Linked DNA regions of Homo sapiens: region 2 is linked to region 1. Evidence: read pairs that join two places in POLR2A ChIA-PET (ENCODE). Cell type or tissue: A673. All regions are shown on one strand. Links, peaks and the distances in the headings refer to the core of each region. The heading gives the core; the rest is flanking DNA. Region 1 overlaps SAP130 (Sin3A associated protein 130). Region 2 overlaps WDR33 (WD repeat domain 33).

Region 1 (8,398 bases), core at 2,520-5,019:
AAGAGTATGAAAGCAACATTAAAGGGAACAGTTAAAAAAATTACATAGGAGTGCAAAAAGATTCAACACTTGGGAATCACCTGTAATCCCAACACTCTGGAAGGCTGAGGTGGGTAAATCACCTGAGGTCAGGAGTTCGAGACCAGCCTGGCCAACATGGCAAACCCCCATCTACTAAAAATACAAAAATTAGCCAGGGGTGGTGGTGGGTGTCTGTAATCCCAGCTACTCGGAAGACTGAGGCAAGAGAATGGCTTGAACCCGGGGGGTGGAGACTGCAGTGAGCTGAGACCGCGCCACTGAACTCCAGCCTGAGCAAGACTAGGTCTCAAAAGAAAAAAAAACAAACAAACTGTTCATATAGTTTTTCTTTCTTTTTTTTTTTTTTGAGACAGTGTCTCGCTCTGTTGCCCAGGCTGGAGCGCAGTGGCGCGATCTTGGCTCACTGCAACCTCCGCCTCCCAGGTTCAAGCGATTCTCCCGCCTCAGCTTCCCAAGTAGCTGGGATTACAGGCATCCGGCCCCATGCCCAGCTGACAGACAGGGTTTCACCATGTTGGCCAGGCTGGTCTCAAACTCCTGACCTCAAGTGATCTGCCTGCCTCAGCCTCCCAGAGTGCTGGGATTAGAGGCATGAGCCACCATGCCTGGCCAATGAATAGTTTTATGCTACAGATTGAAAAGGCACACCATGTTTAGAACAAAACCATAAATAATGGTCATTACAAAATAAATGCTATGAAATTTGCTGATATTCAACGAAAAAGAATCAGGCAATAAGGCAAAAAGACTAAGGCCTTTGTAAGCGGTTAAAAAAAAAAAAAACAGACTCCAGTAACATCCAGATCTAGAAGACGGGAAAAATTACCCATCAAGTAATCATGGAAAGAATATAGAAACAATAAAACACTCAATCAGCCAAACTATTGCCTAAGTATAAATGGGAAATGATTCTCAGCACGTAAACTTTCAAAATATTGGTGCTTTAAATTTTGCCCTTTTTGAAGAAAGTGATAGAAAATAAATTTCATTCAACCAAGTAATGACTGAAAAGACAAGGGTCAAAGAACTGACAGACTGAATGTATTTAGTAGAAAAATTAAGATATGACTTACATTTTTCTGGAATTTTACTTTTTTTCTATACCTTGAACCAATTTCATTATCACTGATTTATCTGGCCCCTTTGAAGGTTTGGTAGAATTCTATGAAACCAAGGCTGGGTGTGGTGGCTCACAATTGTAATCCCAGCACTTTGGGAGGCTGAGGCAGATGGATCGCTTGAGCCCAGGAGTTTGACACCAGCCTGGGCAACATAGGGAGACCCTGTCTCTACAAAACATTTTAAAATTAGCCAGGCATGGTGCATGGTGGCACGTGCCCGTAGTCCCAGCTTTGGGAGGCTGAGGTAGAAGGATCACTTGGGCCTAGGAGGTCAAGGCTGCAGTGAGCCGTGATCAAGCCACTGTTCTCCAACCTGGCTGGCGGAGCAAGACGTTGTCTCAAAAAAGAATTCTATGAAACCAGCTGGATCTGGTGCTTTTGTGAGAGATAGTGCTTAAAATTTTTTTCTATTTCTTCTAAGGAAATTGGTCTGTTGAAGAAGTTCTATCTTAATTCCAAAAAAGTTAGACATTAGGAATTTATTGTAGTTGTAGATATAAAGAGAAAAATCATCTGATTAGGGTTTTTGTCTGTTTCATTCACTACTTGTAGTATATTGCTAGTGTTATATGAGTGAATGCTAAAAATGCATTCAACAAAATTCAATATCCAGGTTTTATTAAAACAATCAACACAATGGAAAAGATACTTTGACAAAACGATTAAAAATAAAAAGCCTACCCCTAGTTTTCATCATACAGTTGGCCCTCAGTTTCATAGGTGCCACATCTATGGATTCAACCAAGCATGGATTGAAAATATTCAAAGGGGAAAACAATTTCCCCAAATTCCAAAAAGCAAAACTTGCATTAGCTGAGCACCAAGTACTATACGGAATCCACATGAATGAAGTGATGTGCAGGCATCATAATAGGCACTCCAAGTAACCTGGAGATGATTTAGAGTACATGGGAGGAGGTGCGTAGGTTATACGCAAATACTATGCTACTTTATATGAAGGAACTTGAGCGTCCTTGGATTTCAGCATCTGCAGGGGCTCCTGGAGCCAAGACCCCATAGATAGAGATGACTGTATATCCATTTATACCTTGTGAATTTCCTCATACCATCTGAATACATTAACTTTTATAAAGTTAAAATGAGCAACAACAAGTAGTCTATTTTATGTTGGGTAGTTCTGTCTCTTTGTACCTCAGGCAACATATTTATTAATAACTGCCACAAAGTAAAGTATCCCTTTTATTGAAGAGAGAACAAAGGATCAGGGGAGTTGAAAACCTGCTTAATGTCACACAAGTAGATAACAGAGCTAATGGCTTAAGATAAGTTCCAGGTATTGCTGTTCATTTAAACATAATTTTCTTCAGAGTTCTGTTCTAGGCCCTCTTCTCACTCTCTAGTACCCCTGGATAGACACCTGAAGGCTTTCATTGTGGCCCACACATTGATCACTCCTAAACCCATTATCTCTAGCACAGACATCTCTTCAACCACATACTGACAACAGCCACTTGGTTGTTACACAGATAAACTCAGTATCCCAAAGCTCAAGCTTTTCTAAAACCTGCTTTCCTTCCCTTGTTTTGATTTTCATTTACTCGGACAAGTAAGGAGGAAATCAAAGAGGCATCTCCGATTCCTCTTTCTTCCTCACCACTCTGCCCTGCTTTTAGCTGACAGGTCCTAGTGGTGCCCCGCCAGCTTCTAACAATTCCTCTCTCCACACCTACTATCCTTGCTTTGATTCAGTGAATCTCTTCTTGTCTGCACTATTGCCAAAGGCTCCCTTCCCTCAACATAACCAATGGCAAGAATCAACTGCCCTCCCTAACCTCCCTGTAATGTGACTTGGAGATCATGAGGAAAAACAGCATGATGTCATCCCTGATTGTGTCACTCACAAAAAGCCTTTAAGATCATCCCTCATCAACCACACTTTATCCCTGTATGGCTCTACAAATCTTTCTTGCTTCTTTTTTTTCAGAGTCAGGATCTCGCTCTGTTGCCCAGACTAGAGAGTAGTGGCACAATCATAGCTCCTAGTAATCTCAAACTCCTGTGGTCACATGATCCTCCCACTTCCGTCTCCAAGTACCTAGGGCTATAGGTACATGCCACCACGCTTACCTTTTTTTTTTTTTTTTTTAATTTGTTGAAATGGGATCTTGGTATGTTGCTGGGGCTGGTCTTGAATTCCTGGCCTCAAGTGATTCTCCCACCTTGGCCTCCAAAAGCACTGGGGTTACGGGCACGAGCCACTGCACCTAGCCTAAATCCTTTTCCTGTTTGTTTTTTTTTTGGTGGAGATGGGGTCTCGCTCTGTTGCCCCAGCTGGAATGCAGTGACATGATCACAGCTCACTATAGACTCAATCTCCAGGGCTCAAGTCATCCTCCCACCTCAGCTTCCCATGTAGCTGGGACCATAGGTACACACCACCATGCCTGGCTACTTTTTTATTTTTTAAAGAGATGGGGTCTCCCTATGTTGCCCAGGCTGGTCTCAAACTCCTGGACTCCGGTGATCCTCCTGCCTCAGCCTCCCAAAGTGCTGAGATTACATGCATGAGCCATTATATCTTGCCATCACAATCTTAAAATGCCTAAAATCAAAGTATAAAACTCCTTTCCTAAACCTCCCACTGTCCTCCACCCTGTTAGGTATACAGGCCAACTAGCACTGGCAAATAATCGTGACTCCTCTCCTTCTTTCACACTCCCACACCCCCACCGCCTGCCCCAGTGATTCCTCAGAAATCTTCTTGACTCTATCCTTCAAAATCTACCCAGGGCCAGGTGTGGTGGCTGGCTCATGCCTATAATCCCAGCACTTAGGGCGATGCGAGGATCACTTGAGCCCAGGAGTTCACGACCAACCTGGGCAACAAAGTGAGAACCTGTCTCTACAAGAAAATAAAAAAATTAGTTAGGCATGGTGGTGCACATCTGGAGTTCCAGCTACTTGGGAGGCTGAGGCAAGAGGATCACTTGAGCCTGAGAGTTTGAGGCTGCAGTGAGCCATGATCGTGCCACTATACTCCAGCCTGGGTGACAGAGTGAGACCCTGTCTCCAAAAAATAATAATAATCTACCCAGAATCTAATCATGTCTTTCTACATCCATTTTCATCTCTCCTACATGCTGGCTATACCCTTCTACCCAACTCTGCTTCTAACTTGGCCTCTCCAGAGCCTATTCTATCCAGCAACCAGGCTGAACCAACTGAAACTTCAGATCATTGCATCGGTCTGCTAAAAACTCCACTAAGGCTTTCCATCATGCCCCAGCCGAGTCCATGTCCTTAGTGTGGCTCCTAAGGGCCTATGTGATCTGGAGACCCTGCTACCTCCCCAAATCTAACTCTTGCCACCTTGGCCTCACTGGTGGTCCTTATAAGTGGCAAACACAATCCTGTCTCAGAGCCTTTGCGCTCACTGTTCCCACTGCCTAGAATACTCTTCTCTCCGATAACCATATAGCTCACTCACTTCATTATATCTTTTCATTTTCTACTGAAATGTATTCTTATCAACAAAGCCCTCTCCGACCACATTACATGAAACTGTAAGTCCCCTGCACCACCCACCCTGTCACTCCCAATCCCTTTTACCCTTATTTTTTTCCAAAGCACTTTTCACCATCTAAAAAGCTACATATTTATCGCGTCTCCAGCCTGTAAAAACAGAAGCTCTGTGTGGGCAGCAATTTCTTTGTTCACAGCTTTAGCCCCAGGATTTAGAACACTACATAGCTCATTATAAAAAAAAAAAGCCACTCAATAAATATTTACTTAAATGAAGGAACGAAAGAAAAAAGAGTGAAGGAGGAGGATGGCAGGAAGGTTCAAACTTCATACTCCCCATGTATACCTAAGTGCTGAATCAGTAGCATGCGCCGCTGTCGTAGTGATGACTGGAGACTGAGCTCTGGTGGCTGAGACAGTTGCTACCACAGCAGGAGGGATGGCATTGGAGGTGGTCACAGGTGGCCGAGACTACCAAAAGAGAAAAAACAGTTCATTTAAAACAAAAATAAAATAGAGGAAGTCAAATACTAAATGTGTAATTTGAAACTTGAGCCTACAGATAAGCATGTTTCTGCCCAAGTAAAAATAAATTCTCACCATTCCAATTAAGGAATTCTCTTTTCAGATAGGTTGTTATAAGACCAAGAGCCAGGCCGGGCACGGTGGCTCACGCCTGTAATTCCCAGCACTTTGGGAGGCTGAGGTGGGCAGATCAACTGAGATCAGGAGTTAAAAGACCAGCCTGGCTAACACAGTAAAACCCTGTCTTGACTAAAAATACAAAAAAAATTAGCCGGGTGTGGTGGCACGCGCCTGTAATCCCAGCTACTCAGGAGGTTGAGGCAGGAGAATCGCTTGAACCTGGGAGGCAGAGGTTGCAGTGAGCCAAGACCGCACCATTGCGCTCCAGCTTGAGCAACAAGAGAGAAACTGTCTTGAAAAAATAGAAAAGAAAAAAAAAAAAGACTAAGAGTCAGAATTATTAAAAAAAAAAAATCCCTTAAGATACCACTGACAAGTGTTTTGAAAAAAAAAAAAAAATCCCATTTTGATTGAACAGTACATGAGTCCCTCCTGTACAAATGTGATTGGAGTCAAAATTCTGCCCTACTATTGGTACCAATGGGATCTCACCCTTCAATCTAGAGTTGCCACAGGTCTGTTGTTGGTCCTGGTGTAGACATTTTACGCTGCCATCCAACCCAGCACCTCCACAGAGGGCCTACTCAGCTGCTGAATAGAGCTGTTGGCTCTCAGGCCATCTACGTTAGTGAGTACAAGGGCAACTCAAGGTAACAGTATTCTTTTCTAGGTAATCGTTCAGGGTGCCCATATCCTTTCTGGATGTTTTCACATGGACAGAGTGCCCTTATCACACTTACGTGTGAAATCTTCCTCTAAAAAATAAGCTCCACACTGGGCTTCATCCACATACCCACCATTATTCTTCGAATCACCTGAGTTCTGATTCTTCCCTTGCTCTTAACCCTGAAACATGCATCTAAATGGCCGAGCTCTGCCCATTCCTCATCCTTGCTTTTCATCTACAGCCCTTTTACCTGCCGCTTCTACCATGTGCAGGTGCGTGTCTCACACTAGGGCTACAGCACCAGCTTCCTCACTCGGGAGCTCCTTGTCTTGGTTCTCGTCTTCCTCCAACCCTTCATATGTATCACATATACTACTAGAGGCCTAATACTCCTCCGACTCTGTTTTCTTGGCCAGAAAAGTATTTATCTTGAAAGCTGTAGGCTAGACAGATACTACCCAGTATCATAATCAAGACTTCCTTATTATCTTAAACCCAGTTGTTTCATACATCTGTCTGTCCCCTGAAAGTGCTTAAGGGGACAGACCTCCTGTATGTGATTCAGCTAGATTAATCTTATCTTTCTTATTTTTTGTGAGATGGAGTCTCACTCTCTCGTCCCAGCTAGAGTGCAGTGGCACGATCTTGGCTCACTGCAACCTCTGCCTCTCGGACTCAAGTGATTCTCCCACCTCAGCCTCCCAGGTAGCTGGGATTACAGGCACGCACCACCATGCCCAGCTAATTTTTTGGCATTTTAGTAGAGACAGGGTTTCACCATGTTGCCCAAGGCGGTTTCAAACTCCTGATCTCAGACAATCCGCCCGCCTTGGCCTCCCAAAATGCTGGGAATTACAGGTGTGAGCCACTGCGCCTGGCCTAATCTCATCTTTCAACAGTATTACTTTAATGATACACAGAGCCATTGTGTTAAAAAGACAAAAATGATTTTTGGCCGGGCACAGTAGCTCACGCCTGTAATCCTAGCACTTCAGGAGGCCGAGGCAGGCAGATCACTTGAGGTCAGGAGTTCGAGACCAGCCTGGCCAACAGGGTGAAATCCTGTCTCTACTAAAAGTATAAAAATTAGCCGGGCATGGTGGTGCACACCTGTAGTCCCAAGTACTTGGAAGGCTGAGGCAGGAGAATCGCTTGAACCCAGGAAGCAGAGGTTGCAGTGAGCTGGGATCGCACCACTGCACTTCAGCCTGGGCAACAGAGTGAGACTGTCTCAAAAAACAAAAACAAATAAACAAAAAAACGCAGTGGCTCTCTACTGTATATAAAGTCTAGTTTATACTCCATATCCTAGAGAACCCAATTTATAGATACTATATTTCCTGCAAATATATTATACTTCAGTAATAATGAGGTCATAGATTTCCTTAAGAAAAAGCTGAATGGCATGGACCATGTTCTTGGAATATACATAGATATACACCTAACTTTTAGGAGTCCACAGATCCCCCCAATCCAAATTAAAATCCCTCAATCCTAGCTAGCCTTTACTAACTGCTGTCTACAACCATCACTCCCTTCCTTGCCACTGTTCATTTCCCCCTTCACTTCCTCTTCACTTCTCTGATTCCTCGTTAGCACAGCCTTTCCAACAGGAAGGCTTCCCACCATCTCTCCTCTGCATTCTTACAGCTTGCCACATGACACTGTGCATCTTTCAAACTTCCCTATGTCTTGGCAACTAGATGGAAAGTCCCTGAGGTCAAGGATGTGCCTAGTGCCTGGCAGAATGAATAACTCCAATGAGGCCCTTAATGCACCCCAGGCTCCGACGTGCCTGGATTGGTTGGTGAATGATGTGCTGTACTGCTGGCTGAGCAGTAGCAGCATTTGGCAGCTGTGAGGTCGGCCTCAGGACTGTGGTTACTTTAGAACTGGACATCACAGCAGCAGCAGCTGCACCTGAAAAAAAAAAAGTGTTTATTATATTTATTCTAGTTATATTCCCTGGGAAAATAATCAGTATGTTTCCCAAAACTCAGATAGCATGTCAATATCGAGCTGAAGTATGGTATGTATACTTCCCATTTCATCACAGAGAAAACAAAGAAAATGTGTATTCAAGAGATTTAATAATAATTTATATTGCCTCTTCACAGACAACCTTAAGTGAAACTAGCTGCTGTTTTTTGTTTCTGTTAACTGCAAGTGTGCACAGTGGTAAAGCACACAGGGAACAGCAGTGTGATGCCACTGCCTCAGCTCTGACGAGGCTCGGACACTTTGCCTTCCAGTCTTTGTTCCATTAGAGCAGACGTCGACATTGCCAAAGGGACACATTATGAACCTTAACCTTAAACCTAACCCTGCACTTTTCACCCTGCAGACCCCCATAAGGGCCTGTGAACCACATTTGGAGAACTGCTGAGTTATGCTATAACCAAGCAAACCTGGTCTTGCGTTTGCTAACTTGATTTTGCCA
Region 2 (8,398 bases), core at 101-2,600, 300 kb before region 1:
GGACTGTCCCGTGACATGTGGCACTTTTGGCTTCCTTTTCATAATTAGTAAAATAAAGTATTTCTTGAAAAAACAAAAGAAAAGCACAAAAACCCAAAAACCCCACAAAACACTGGCTTTCAGGTTCTATCACCGAGGCACAGCTTAACCTGCTTCAGACTAGTATGCACAAATGTTTAGGTACTATTAAAATTCTTTCATTCTGTTGCAGCTTGAGAATATATTTAAAAAAAAAAAAAAAAGAAAAAAAAGAAAGGAAAAGGAAAAAAAATTCTATCTTGTAAGATTTTTTTCCTCAGGAAATGATAGGATTTGGTCACATCTCCCATAATGCACTCTCAGAAGATGACTGCAAACTCTCCGCTGTCTCATATTTTGTAATAGAATATGAATCTAGCTGAGATGAAGTTAGGAGAGCCAGCCAAAGGAACAATCTTGGCTTCTTTTCTTAGAAAGTGCAGCTTCAACCCACCTGAGGCACCTGGGCAGAGTGTCAGCTACTACATCATTCCCATGCTAACTGCATGTCCTTGACCAGAGGGACCTAATAATGGTGTGCTGAGTGCCCAAGAAAGTCAGCCAAGGTCACAGCACACTGGCTAGTAGTACAATGTGTTTATGCAGGGTGATCTATTGATGATACATAAGGTAATTTCTGAGGGTTTTGTTGAGACAAACAACTATCAAGATCAAATGGCAGGCCAGGCATGGTGGCTCATGAGAGGCCAAGGCAGGTGGATCACTTGAGGCCAGGAGTTCGAGACCAGCCTAGCCAACATGGCAAAAGCCCATCTCTCTAAAAACACAAAAGCATGGTGGCGCACACCTGTAGTTCCAGCTACTGGGGAGACTGAGGCACAAGAATCACTTGAACCTGGGAGGCGGGGGTTGCTTGCAGTAAGCCAAGATCACACCACTGCACTCCAGCCTGGGCGACAGAAAAAAACCCAAAAAGACCAAATGGCAGAACTCTGTACTGGAAGGACCGTCCATACAGACAGGCCAACTTCAGGAGCAGAGCACAAGCTGGGGCATGCGGGGAGCAGCCTTCCCAGAAGCTTCCGAGCCACACCACCTATGCACCTCCCCCGCTGCCTTGCAACCAGAGTTGTATAGTCAGCCTTCAGAGGCAACTACTCCTGGCTAAAGTTAGTGCTGCCTATAACATAAAGCTCCACAGTTCCCAGTTGAGGAGATAATCTACTGTGCCCCTGGAAACACTGCCCATAGACCATGTTTCCCAAAGTCTCTGTGACTTTGAGCACAAGCAGTGTTCCTCTAGACCCAGGCTAAAAAAACCAACAGACCACCCAGGAGAGGACAACTCTTCCCCTCCCACTGAGAGCCCTTGAGGGTTCCAAGCAGCCTTGTGGAGGGCAGACTGCCAAGGAGAGCAGGGCTCCCAGACAGCAAGCCGAGCAGAGAGTGCTGGGGCATCTTGGCAGAGGGCTGAAGTGAAAACCTCAAGTGAACAGGGATTCCCGGAGGCAAGTGGAGTCCTGTGCAGGGCTGAGTTGCAGTCCACCAGATGACAGCTCGTGTGGCACTGGCACCACATTTAGGAGCATGTGCCTCTGCACAGCCCAGGCTGCAAGGGCATGTGCAGCAGATACAGGCAAGGCCTCCATCGGCCCCTGCATCTCCTGGAACCATAACCACTGGCCTGCTCTTACCTTTGCCTCCTCGGTCTTCAGAAGGGCCTCCTGGGGCCTCCATCTCTCTGTGCTCAGAAGTGCCTGGGCCATCATGCCAGGGGCGCTTTCGGGGAGGTAGGGATGCCATGTCCATGCCTTGGAGAGAAGAGGAGCGTTCTCTGCTGGCTGGGGAATGACCGTCGTGAGGGGGATGATCAGGGCGGGGAGTATCACGAAAATGTTCATGACCTGGCCCTGAAACAAGAAACAAATCTCCTTACAGGAAAGCACAGTGTGACCAGAAGTAGATGGGAATGACACTGTGAGAGTAAGGAGCAACTCGAGAGCCACCGTTCACTCATGCTGAATGCCCGCCAGAGGCCAAAGGGTAAGCCACCCAGACATCAGGGTGCCTCCTCATGTAAGAGGGGCAGGTAAGATCCAGAGAACTCGTTCTCAGGCATTGTAGTATCAAGACGTCTTTACAGTCTCAAATTACTGAGGACTCCTAAGAGATTTTGTTAATGAGAGTTGTAACTGCGAATATTTACCATATTAGCAATTGAGACTGGGGAAATTTTAATTCACTTAACTTTATTCTCCAAAAGCAATTTAGTGGAAAGAGCAGTCCCGTTTTATACTCAGATAGATCCCTGTAATGTCTGGCGGATTCCTCTGCTCTGCATTCCACCTGCTGAGATCAAGTGCTGCGGCTGCAGGACAGGAGACAGCCCAGCCCCCCGGGAGACATGAGCTGGAAAGAGGAGACCCGGTGCACCCCAGAGAGGGCCCTCAGAACTCACTTTGTGAACTGCAGTCTAGAGTTACCCAACAAGCGGTTCTTTTCCTTACCAGGCTCTCTGTTTCCATCCCAGGAATCTGGCTTCCGCCCTCCTTCAAAGCGAGGGAACTCGTCAGGAGTGGGAAGTAAACCCTTCCTTCCTCCTACACAACAGAGCAAACAATGCTGCACTCAGACTGTTCCTGGTGTATTCACAACCAGTGTATTCTGCACCCTATCCTTCCAGACCAGGTGTCTTTAGTAACTCGCTCACCTCGTGGGGTACCCCGACCTCGACCTCTGAGATCTCGTCCTCGGGCCGCTTCCTCAGAAGCATCAAAATTCTCCTCTGGACCAAAGTCTTCAGGACCAGGAAAACCATCCCTTCCTCTGGGGGGAGCACGGCCCTCATGCCTCGGCGGGGCTCCTCTTCTGAAACTGTAAAGAGAAAACAGCAGAATGTCCATCTCAGAGAACACCTTGCCACTCTAAGTTCATGTTTCAAAGAAGCATATGATATGAGAAAGCATGATACAATGTTAATTGGGAGGAAAACAAAATAAAACTATATATTTTTGAAAGGATACATTATATAATCCTATTAATACTATCAGAGGCAAAAACAGACCAGAAGGAAACACACCAGAGTGTGGAGTTACTTTAAGCTTCTTTTAGGCTTTTAGGTATATACAAGTATTACTTCATTTCATTCATTTCATTTTCACAGCCACCATATGAAGCTGGTATTATCAGCAGTTCCACTGATGAGAACACTGAGGCCCAGATTGCTGACATCATTTATTCAAGGACACAGAGTAAGTGCTGGTGATCTGAACTCAGCCAGTCTTGACCCTCGGCCCAGGTTCTGTATCACTGCCTCACAAATACTTATCATTATCATCTACATTTGTATGATGAACATTTATGACATATAATCAGAAAAATGGGGGCACAGATCGTGTCTGCCAACCATACTGGACCTGTCTGTAGGTAGGGGCTCTGCCATCTGCCCCAGCCCACAGCCTCCACCCAGGGGCAGGCCTCCATGACCACGAGTGGCACTCATGGCCCGAGTCCACAGCTGATGGGCACACAGGTCAGCATCTGGTTTACAGGCAGCGATCCACTGGCTAGCTGGCAGTCTGGAGCCCTGCTTAGTGAACAGCTTCCCCTTCTCTCAGGAATTTTGGAGCCAGGAGACTACACTGACTGGGAGTATTGCTGAGGCAGAGAGGGTACCAGGAGGTCTGTGCGAAAGAAGAGAAAGTGACCTTCTGGCAGCGCTCACTGAGAGGCGGTGGCGCCACCCTGCAGGGCCCCTCTGCATGAGCTGCATGGCCTCCTCCCAGGCCAGGCCTCTGCTCTTCCTCAGGTTTCCATTCCATTGCCTTTATCCTAATCTTCTACTTGGAAGATTTTCAAACTTACAGTAAAGCTGAAAGAACAGTACAATGAACATCCCAGATCCTCCACCCAGATCAATCCCTTCTTAATATTTTGCCACACGTGCTTTATCTTCTCCGTCCAGCTACTCACAAACATGTTTTCTAAACCATTTGAAAATCAGTTGCCAACACGAGCTTTACCCCTAAATCCTTCAGTCCATTTCTTCTAAGAACAAGAACTTTCTCCTATATAATCACAATACCTTTACACTCTCACACACCAGCCTAGGCTATGGGTCTGCACTGACAGATGAAACACAATACAAATCAAGACAGGATGGCCGGGCACAGTGGCTCACACCTGTAATCCCAGCACTTTGGGAGGCCGAGGCAGGCAGATCACTTGAGGCCAGGAGTTCGAGACCAGCCTGGCCAACATGGCTAAACCCCATCTTTACTAAAAATACAAAAATTAGCTGGGCGTGGTGGCGCGTGCCTGTAATCCCAGCTACTCGGGAGGCTGAAGCACAAGAATCGCTTGAACCCAGGAGGTGGAGGCTGCAGTGAGCCGAGATCATGCCACTGCACTCCAGCCTGAGCGACAAAGCAAGATTCCCTCTCAAAAAAAAAAAAAAAAAAAGACAAGGTAAAATGTAACATTTTGCACAAGATGCAGAGATTCAATAAGTCAGTGAACATTACGCAGATGTAAAGCTCTTCTAGTCATAAAAAGCCATGTCAAAGGTAATGCTTGGATATCATTAAGAGAGGGTCTTAAAAACACTGGGAGCCCTTACGTCTTTATTTTTAACCTCCCTATCTCCCCTCCCCCAAAACAATTGCTTCCTTAGCCCCGACTATGTCATGCTTCTGAGCCTGTCATCAGCCTTGCTTTTCTCACCACCCCTGAGGGTGGGCTGGCCAACCCTAACTCAACCACATATACAGATATATATATATATATATATATATATATATTTTTTTTTTGAGACAGAGTCTCGCCCTGTCACCCAGGCTGGAGTGCAGTGGTGCAATCTTGGCTCACTGCTATCTCTGCCTCCCAGATTCAGACGATTCTCCTGCCTCAGCCTTCCGAGTAGCTGGGATTACAGGCACGCACCACCATGCCCGGCTAATTTTTTGTATCTTTAGTAGAGACAGGGTTTCACCATGTTGGCCAGGCTGGTCTCGAACTCCTGACCTCGTGATACACCCACCTCGGCCTCCCAAAGTGCTGGGATTACAAGCGTGAGCCACTGTGCCCGGCCTTAACCATCTATTCACAAGAAGAGTAAGAAATGGAATGAAAGGACCAGGCGCAGTGGCTCACGCCTATAATCCCTGCACTCTGGGGGGGCTGAAGAACGTGGATCACTTGAGGTCAGGAGTTCAAGACGAGCCTGGCCAACATGGTGAAACCTCATCTCTACTAAAAATACAAAAATTAGCCAGGCAAGGTGGTGTGAGCCTGTATCCCAGCTCCTCAAGAGGCTGAGACAGGAGAATCACTTGAACCTGGAAGGTGGAGGCTGCAGTGAGCCGAGATCGTGCCACTGCACTCCAGCCTGGCAACAGAGCAAGACTCCGTCTCAAGAAGAAAAAAAAAAAAAAAGAAATGGGATGAAAGGACACGGAAGGCTAAGGAGTAATCAGAGACTATAGTAAAAGCTGAAGTGCTGAACAGCATGGGCCTGAAGCCCAGCTCTGACACCTACCACCTGCCAGACCTCGGAAAGTCAAGACACTGCTCTTATTCTGTCTGAATCAGCATAAGATGCTGACAGTCGCACCTATCTCACAAATTCTTTAAATAAAATGAGTTAATTTCCTAAATTAAAACAAATTCCTCAATTTAAATGAGGTAACAACATCTGATACAAAATACTCAATTATCATCATCTTTAATTATTCTGAGTCTCACTTGAGATTTTACTATTTCCTGGTGTTTTTTTGTTTTGTTTTGTTTTTCTTTTAAGAGACAGGGTCTTGCTCTGTAGCCCAGGCTGAAGTGCAATGGCATAATCATAACTCACTGCAGCCTCCTGGCCTCAGCTGATCCTCCCACCTCAGCTTCCTGAGTAGCTAGGACTACAGGCATGCACCACCAAACCCAGCTAATTAAAAAATTTTTTTTGTAGAGATGGAGTTACACTATGTCGTTCAGGCTGTTCTTCAATTCCTGGCCTCAAGCGATCCTCCTGCCTCAGCCACCCAAAGTGCTGGGATTACAGGCGTGAGCCACTGGTCCTGGGCTAATTCCTGTTTCTTTCTCCACATTTCTTCTGTTCCTTAAACTCCCCAAGAATGCTGAGATGAGTGTTCAAGCCTGATCTAAGTTTAACAGGAAGACTGTTTTTCAGTTTAAGTTTGTTAAGATTATTGGGCAATTACACAAAAATTGTATCTATTTCACAACCCCTTTATTTCCAATCTAGGTAGCTGCCTCATATTTCCTTATTCTAATCAAGAAGAACCTGGAAATTTTAAGTCAGATCCCAGCAAGTCTTGTAGTACACTGATCCTCCCATCTCTTTAGAAAGGACCAAAATATAAAAAAATAAACAAAACGAAAAAGATTTCTAGACAGCAAAGATTAAAACAAGACTAAGGTTAAAAAGCACACTTTTTTTAAACGTCCAAATGCAAACTCTACAGAGTGCAGGGCTGGTAATTGATATAATTCTCTTTCCTCAAGAAAAAGAAGAAAGAGACCTTTGTGGAGACAGCAGATAAAAAGCTCCACTGAAGATGGAATGGGCCCACAAAGTATCTGTCCCACCTTTCTTCTCTGCGCCCTCGAAAACGTGGGTCCTCGGGATCCCGGGGGAAACGTTCATCTCCGGGCCTGCGGCCTTCCCATGCCCCCGGAGGGCCTCGGGCTGCACCCCGGCCATCCCCCTCGCTGAATTCCCTGTGATCAGGGGGAAACGGAGGCCCAGGGCCCCCTCGCCTCCACTTCTCTTCTTGCGGTAAAGGTCCTCCTCGCCCCTCAAATTCACGTAACCGGTGGCCAAAGCGCTTGTCAGGGTGGAAGTCATCTGGTCTGCTGAAGTCATCGGGGAAGTCTGGGTGAGGGCCACGCCTATCAGGGGGACCCCTGCAGTCCTGGCCACCCCGGAAAGGCCCCCTCTCGGGCCCATGCTCAGGCCCGCCGCTCTGCTCATGCCGCCTCTCTGACATCGGGCCCATGTGATGGTTTGGAGGGCCGCGGGAGTCACCTAAAGGAAACAAAGCTGACTTTTACCATGTCTTCCAGGAAACCTGCCAACATAGGTCTGATCTGTAGCATCTCTACATTTCAGAATACATTCTTTATTGAGAATGTTTTCCCTCCTTGGTTCTCAGCTTAGTTAGGAGACAAATGTCCCTGAAGCATTGGGTAATAGAACAGGAGCTTTGGGGTGCAGATTTCAACTTCATCACCCACTAGCTAGGGCAAATTACTCATCTCAAATGAGATCAGCAGCATCTGTCCATCTCTTAGTATACACTGGAAAAATGAGAGAGCCTCCTGGGCTTCAGAAGGAGCTTCCTTTGTCTGCCCCTATTCTTTCAGGCATTTCATTAGGGCCACCTGCTCCACATCCAAGGAGGACACAACAGAGGAAATTAATGCTGCAGGCCAGGAAGCGTGCCAAGAATTCACCTCTGTACCCATCAACAGGGTGCCACTGCCACCCATGACATCCCTCCTCTAACCCCAGCTTGTTGCACTTGATTCCTCTGTAAGGTACATGCAATCACCAGCCTCTCAAATACCTGCCTGATGACCAAACAGCCCTGCTGGGCTTCAGTGTCGGGGTTTTCTGCACCTCTCTATGGATGTTGTTCCTCATCTACAATATTCTCACCATTCTTTGAAGACAGTGTTTGGAATCCCACTAAAGTTTTCTAAAATATGTGAAAATATGTACTGTAATGAAAGTACTGAATAAAAATGGAAAGATGCCAGTTAAATGTGTGATGGTTAACTTAGTTCACCTCCTAACTTGGAAGGGACTGTTTTTCCAGCTACTGAACTACTGCAGCTTTTATAAATGTTTACCTATTTTTGGTTAACATACAATTTAAATCAAACACTTTTTAAAAGTAGGTAGCGAAAGGATACTCTTGATTCTAAAAACAAAAACTGTGTTTTTAAAGTGAAATTCCTCCAATAGCCCAGTTCATGCCTTTTACTGCTTTTCCCTGGCTATAAAGACAAACCCCTCCTGTACCCCAGCCAACCATAATTCTCACCTCCCCCGCAACAGCATCCCTCTTCTTTCTTTTCTTTCTTTGTTTCTTTTTTTTTTTTTTTTTTTTTTGAGACAGAGGCTTACTCTGTCACCAGGCTGGAATGAAGTGGCGTGATCTCAGCTCACTGAAACCTCCACCTTAGGGATTCAAGCGATTCTCCTGCTTCAGCCTCCTGAGTAGCTGGGATTACAGGTACCACGCCCGGCTAATTTTTGTATTTTCAGTAGAGACGGGGTTTCACCATGTTGGCCAGGCTAGTCTTGAACTCCTGACCTCAAGTGATACACCCAGTCAGCCTCCCAAAGTGCTGGGATTACAGGCATGCGCCACTGCACCTGGCCCCTCCCTTTTCATTTTAG

The links. Peaks named below come from ENCODE experiments on the same cell type or tissue, not always from the same donor. Only the 100,000 strongest peaks of a DNase experiment are listed, where the experiment ranks them.
Region 2: POLR2A ChIA-PET joins it to region 1 with 8 read pairs; 3 of 35 experiments call an interaction of 5 or more read pairs at or near these places.

What each region holds. Positions count from the first base shown.
Region 1 is chr2:128,005,277-128,013,674 of GRCh38, forward strand. It overlaps SAP130 (Sin3A associated protein 130), which reads right to left. Exons shown (of 21, transcript NM_001330301.2): 6 at 7,754-7,878; 7 at 4,993-5,117. Among named protein-coding and RNA genes, the nearest start is that of SAP130, 19 kb to the right of the region's middle. In A673, for the core only: no CTCF peak of the experiment used is centred there; no DNase peak of the experiment used is centred there.
Region 2 is chr2:127,707,004-127,715,401 of GRCh38, forward strand. It overlaps WDR33 (WD repeat domain 33), which reads right to left. Exons shown (of 22, transcript NM_018383.5): 18 at 6,580-7,018; 19 at 2,690-2,853; 20 at 2,487-2,579; 21 at 1,674-1,889. Among named protein-coding and RNA genes, the nearest start is that of SFT2D3, 9.7 kb to the left of the region's middle. In A673, for the core only: no CTCF peak of the experiment used is centred there; a DNase peak (open chromatin) is centred at 1,378.